Linked DNA regions of Homo sapiens: region 1 is linked to region 2. Evidence: read pairs that join two places in POLR2A ChIA-PET (ENCODE). Cell type or tissue: PC-3. All regions are shown on one strand. Each heading gives the region's core, and the rest is flanking DNA. Links, peaks and the distances in the headings are about the cores only.

Region 1 (2,906 bases), core at 219-2,718, 96 kb after region 2:
AAGCATTGCAAAAAAGATTGAGAAGAAACTACTCCAAACTATTAACAATGCTTTTTCTTGATGACTATTTCTTTTTTTTTTTTTTTGGAGACAGAGTCTTGCTCTGTCACCCAGGCTGGAGTGCAGTGGCACAATCTTGGCTCACCGCAACCTCCACCTCCTAGGTTCAAGCGGTTCTTTGCCTCAGCCTCCCATGTAGCTGGGGCTACAGTGCCCGCCATCATGCCTGGCTAATTTTTGTATTTTTAGTAGAGATGGGGTTTCGTCATGTTGGCCAGGCTGGTCTCGAACCCCTGGCCTCAAGTGATCGACCCACCTCAGCCTCCCAAAGTGCTGGGATTATGGGCGTGAGCCATCCACGCCAGGTTATTTCTTTTTTCTCTCCAAGTATTCAATAATAGGCATGAGTTTCTTCAAAAGTTTTGTGTAAACACTTCATTTAAAAACCCAGTAGGCAAAATATTCCTAGGAATAGACTGTTTTATTGGGAAAGGGAATAAACGGCAGTGGAGGCTAGGGAGAAGAGGAACACTGAAAAGATGAGTTTCTCAGAAAAAGTGTGTATGAGATCCAGCGAGAGTGGCTGCGGACTGATTCCGAATAACAAACTCTTGGCAAGTGAAGAAGGTCTCCAATGAGGTGGAGTAGGATCACTGGACTTGGGGCACAGGACTCCAACCCTCTGGCTGGGACAGATCACTTCCCGAGTCTTGGCGACCTCATCTCTTCAAGAGGATGTGAACCTCTGCTTCCCCTCTCAGACCTCTTTGAGGGTCAAACAGAACCAAGTGTGCATCTGTGAAGTGCAGGGGCCTGCAGCAGGGAAGGGGTGGCAAGGGTGGCAGTGCTGTGACGAGGAAGGGCATGCCTGCTGGCTACCCCTCTAGCTAAGAGGGGCAGCAGGTGACTTGTGACTGCAGAGGTGAAAGTCTTCTCTCCCCACAGCCAACAGCTAGAATCCCAGCACAGGGTTCAAGCCCAGTGGGTCAGAAGGGCCTCGGGGCTTCTCTCTCTCTGGGTTGAAACTCCAGGTTGATAAGAAAGACGACAGATCAGAGACCTTTCCCCTTGAGCTGGCTAACTGGAAGCCCAGGTCCCAAAAGAGGGTCTGTCACAGCAGGGGAGGGTCAAAGGGGAGTAGCAGGTACCAGCCGAGGCCAAAATGGGGTGGAACTAACGGCTACATTCCCAGTACACGACCCTTGACCCTGCAGCCTCTACCTACACAATTAAGCTGAGAAGGCCATCGCTCTATCTCCCATTCTGCTTATCAAAGGGGACTTTATGTTTCCACCTGAGTGACTCAGGATTTCTGGCTGTGAAGCACAGATGCCATTCTAGGGTGTGTGTGGACTGCAAAGTCAGACACGTCTTATTTTCCTTCCCTCTCTAGAGACTCCTAGGAGGTTGGTGCTGGAGGAAGTCCCCGGGGCCACCTGGTCCAAGTCCAGCGCTTCACTGGGGAGGGAAGGAACTTGCCTAAGATCATGCAGTAAGCTCCTGACACTTGAGAGTGACTTTCCCCCACGAATAAGCAAGTGCTTAAAACACAAGTCACAGAGGAGGTGCCTGTCTTGACTCCCAGTCCAAGAAACGCTGGGTAGATTTACAACCCTTTTCTTGAAATTACCTACCGGGATCATTCAGCAGCATCACCAGGTCAAAGGCCGTGTATCCATTTTTTGCACGAAGAGTGACATCGGCCCCTTGGTTTAGCAGATATTTCACAATTTCCTTATTCCTGGGAAAAAATGCTAGAGTTACATTCACTGAAAGCAAAGGCATGGCTTTGCTCCTGGGCAACAAAACCAACATTAACTACAAAGCTCAGTCTCTGAGCATTTAAGAAGGACATGGAAGGGCAAACAGTCTCACATTCTCTCATTCCCTAGCACGTGGGCAGGTCAAGCGGGAACATGATTTAAATCAAAGTCTAAGTGTTCCTTCCAGGAACAAAATGAAGACTGAGGCTAGATGTGGTGGCTCACACCCGTAATCCCATCACTTTGGGAAGCCAAGGTGGGAGGATCACTTGAGCCCAGGAATTTGAGACCAGCCTGGGCAACATGGGGGGCCCTGTCTCTACTAAAAATTTTGTTTAAAAATTAGCTAGGTGTGGTGGTGCAAGTCTGTAGTTCCAGCTACTTGAGAGACTGAGGTTGGAGGATGCTTGAGTCTGGGAGGTCAAGGCAGCAGTGAGCCATGATCACGCTACTGCACTCCAGTCTGGCAACAAAGTGAGATACTGTTGGAAAGAAAAGAAAAGAAAAGAGAAGGGAAGGAAAAGGAAGGGGAGGGGAGGGGAGGGGGAGGGGAGAGGAGACAAAACCAACAGCTCTGCCCAAAAATCACTGACCCCATGGAGACTCCACTTCTTCCACCCTAAATCAGGACATCTCCATTGGGAAAGTCTCCTACAGACCAAGGTGTCTGAAATAAAATTTCGTCTTGGAATTCAAGACTCATCGAATAAGAAAACAAACTGTTTTCAGATGACACAGGAAAGTGATCTGATCACCTAAAAGAGGGCAAGGAAAGAACCTCTAACTGGGAGTCAGATCACTTAGCAGCTACAAGATGCCCACCCCAAAGACGAGGCCTCCAGGAGGATGACAGCCCATCCTGCTGGGATGATCACATAAGAAGGGGTTCATAAGCACCCTGTAAACACTGAAGCCTATTCAAAAGGAGAGGGGTAGGACACATCTCACCATCAATCATCACAAGACGACAATGGTATGAATAACCAATGTTTACTTCATACAGGAGCTACTTAAGGAGGTCACTATATCTCAATGTGAAAACTCCAATGAATCAGTCACTGTGTTCAACTGAAACCAACCTAGAGAACCTTATCTCTCTGCATAAAATGCTCCTGCTGCATGGTTTTTCAGGGCCATTGTGAA
Region 2 (2,906 bases), core at 93-2,592:
GCCTATTGTGGGACTTCACCTTGTGATCATGTGAGTCAATAGTCCTTAATAAACCCCCCTTCATATATACATCTATCCTATTAGTCCTGAACCCTCTAGAGTTCCCTAGAGAATTCTAATATACTTGTTGAATGAATAAGGGCATGAATGATGCTTCAAGCCCTCAGTGCACACCTTCTGATTTAAATTATGAATTATTTCTTTCAGATGTCTATCTCCCCACTAGAATATCAGCTCCAAATGGGCAGGTCTTCTGTTTCTGCATTCTTGGATCTCTTCGTCCCATGACAAACAGTGTCTCCTTGATTAAACTATAGTTTTTGATTTTACTTATTTTATTTTTAAAGACAGGATCTCACTCTGTTGCCCAGGCTGGAGTGCAATGGCACCATCATAGCTTACTGTACTCTCAAAGTCCCAATCTCAAGAGATCCTCCTACGTCAGCCTCCCAAGTAGCTGGGACTACACACACACACACCATCATCCCCAGCTAATTTTTTTTTAAGAGATGAGCTCTCACTCTGTTGCTCAAGCTGTTCTCAAACTCCTGGCCTCAAGCAATCCTCCCGCCTTGGCCTCACAAAGTATCGGGATTACAGGTATGAGCCACTGCACCTAGCCTTGACTAAACTTTAGTCAGGCTCCTCTGATCCTCTTCCCAACTAGGCCTTGACCTTTGGGCTTCCATGTCTTTGCATCATCCAATTTTACCAAGACCCGTGTGAAGCTGTCTTAGCTAGAAACCTTCACCCTTGATATCTGATCAAATCCTCATCCCCCGCCAGCTCCAGGTGATGTCTGATATCTCCCCAGCTGGCCTGCCTTCACCAAGAACCCTGTCTAGTTGGTTCAGCCAGAATCGTCCCTTACCCCTGACATTTCCTCATAATAATTTCCCATCCCTCCCAACCTGCTCTTGGGGTATGGCTCGCCACTGGTCCACGCTGTATTTGGAACTGAGCCCAGTTCTATCTGCACTGGGGTCTCTTTTCCTCTATTGCAATAGTCCCCGAATAAAATCTGTTTTTTTTGTTTTGTTTTGTTTTTGAGATGGAGTCTTTCTCTGTCACCCAGGCTAGAATGCAGTGGGGTGATCTTGGCTCACTGCAACCTTCGCCTCCCAGTTCAAGTGATTCTCCTGCCTCAGCCTCTCGAGTAGCTGGGATTATAGGCATGCACCACCACACCCAGCTAAATTTTGTATTTTTGGTAGAGATGGGGTTTCACCATGTTGGCCATGCTGGTCTCAAACTCCTGACCTCCAGTGGTTCACCCATCTCGGCCTCCCAAAGTGCTGGGATTACAGGCCTGAGCCACTGCACTGGGCCTAAAATCTATTTTTACCTTTTTAACTTCTGTCTGGCTCCGGTTTTCTTTAACAGCCACAAACCCTGCCCCTTGTCCAGGACTCCCAGCTCAGTCAGTGAAGGGTCCACCATCCACAGAGCTTTGGCTCCTTGCTTCCTCCCTGTCACCCCCACAACCCATCAACCAAACACAAGGGTGTCCACAACAGCCCTCCAAGCTCTGCCTCTCCCCAGCCCTGTACTTCCAGCAGAGCCCAGACCACCCTCCCTCAGCAGAGTCAGTGCTTCTAAACAAACAAGACAAAGATCCTCCCTCGACATACTCTGACCTTCCCCTGCACTTTAACCAGGTTTCCTGCCCTGCCTCAACCCACAGACTTCCTTGTCCTCTTGGCCCTCTCCTGCTGAGGGCTGTCAAAGAAGCCAGATCTAGACACTAGTTAAAGCAGTGAAAACAAATTTTATTCAGGATGTTACTGCAACTGGGGGCAAGAGACCTCAGTCTAGACATGGGCTCAGTTCCAAGCAGAATAAGGGCATGTGGGGATTTACAGCCAAGGGGCAGGGTGGGAGGTCACGGACGGAACATTACTATGAGGAAATGTCAGGTGTAAGGGGGAATTCTGGCTGAACCAACCGGACAGGATTCTTGCTGAAGTCAGGCCAGGGAGATCAGACATCACCTGAGGCTTGTGAAGGACGAGGAATTTGATCAGATATCAGGGGTGATCAGATATTCAGGGTGGGGAATTCTCACTCCACTGACTTAGCAGGATTCTTGCTAAAATTGGGTGATGCAAAGATGGACACAGAAGCCCAAAGGTCAGGGCCTGGTTGAGAAGAGGATCAGAGGAGCCTGACTAAAGTTTGGTCAAGGAGAGACTCTGTTGAGGCCAGAGGCCTGCTCTGGGATCTGCTGTTTCCTGCCTGCTCTGGGATCTGCTACCCCATCCCCCAGCCCCCGCTGTGTTCTCCAGCTCCTGACTCTGAGGCTGCCCACCTTGCAATGACTGGATTTCCTACAACCCGGTCTGGCACCATTCCACAGGTCCTTGGCACCACCCACACACAATGTAGAAAGCTTACTGGCTCCACAGGACAGGGGCAATGCTTGGGACCACCTACCAATGCCCAACACAGTGCCTGGCACACAGAGGTCTTGTAATAAACATCTGTAGGAAGGAGGGTGAAGGGGAGGGATCTAAGATGAATCCAAAGCCACCAATGGAAGTGTTTTCTCTCATCTCTGGGCATGTTCGATGGTCTCACTGGGATCACCTTCCCCAGCACATGCCCCAAAGGACACCCCTTCTCAGCAGACCTGGGGGCTCCAGCCTGCCAGGGTAGTCTGAATTTACAGGAACACACACACTGAGCAGCAGACCTCAGCTCCCCTGCCCTCCAGAGATCATAATGAGTCACAGTCAACAAGAGCCTCTGCCTCTTTTCACATCTACTCCCTCTAAGGCTCATTGACTTTGTCTTGTCCTTAAGCAGTTGGTTTTTTGAAACCAAGTGTCCAATGATGCAGTGAATCCTGAAAAAAGAATCTTGGAATCCTGGAGCAATGGGGTGAATGTAACAACAGGAAATTTGTT

Evidence for each region. ChIA-PET counts read pairs that join two places held together with the same protein. Peaks named below come from ENCODE experiments on the same cell type or tissue, not always from the same donor. Only the 100,000 strongest peaks of a DNase experiment are listed, where the experiment ranks them.
Region 1: POLR2A ChIA-PET joins it to region 2 with 12 read pairs; 2 of 35 experiments call an interaction of 5 or more read pairs at or near these places.

The regions. Positions count from the first base shown.
Region 1 is chr9:98,780,833-98,783,738 of GRCh38, forward strand. It overlaps ANKS6 (ankyrin repeat and sterile alpha motif domain containing 6), which reads right to left. Exons shown (of 15, transcript NM_173551.5): 5 at 1,635-1,741. Among named protein-coding and RNA genes, the nearest start is that of ANKS6, 14 kb to the right of the region's middle. In PC-3, for the core only: no CTCF peak of the experiment used is centred there; a DNase peak (open chromatin) is centred at 1,379; H3K27ac peaks cover 1,510 bases.
Region 2 is chr9:98,685,367-98,688,272 of GRCh38, forward strand. The region is part of intron 1 of GABBR2 (gamma-aminobutyric acid type B receptor subunit 2); the gene reads right to left. Among named protein-coding and RNA genes, the nearest start is that of GABBR2, 22 kb to the right of the region's middle. In PC-3, for the core only: no CTCF peak of the experiment used is centred there; no DNase peak of the experiment used is centred there.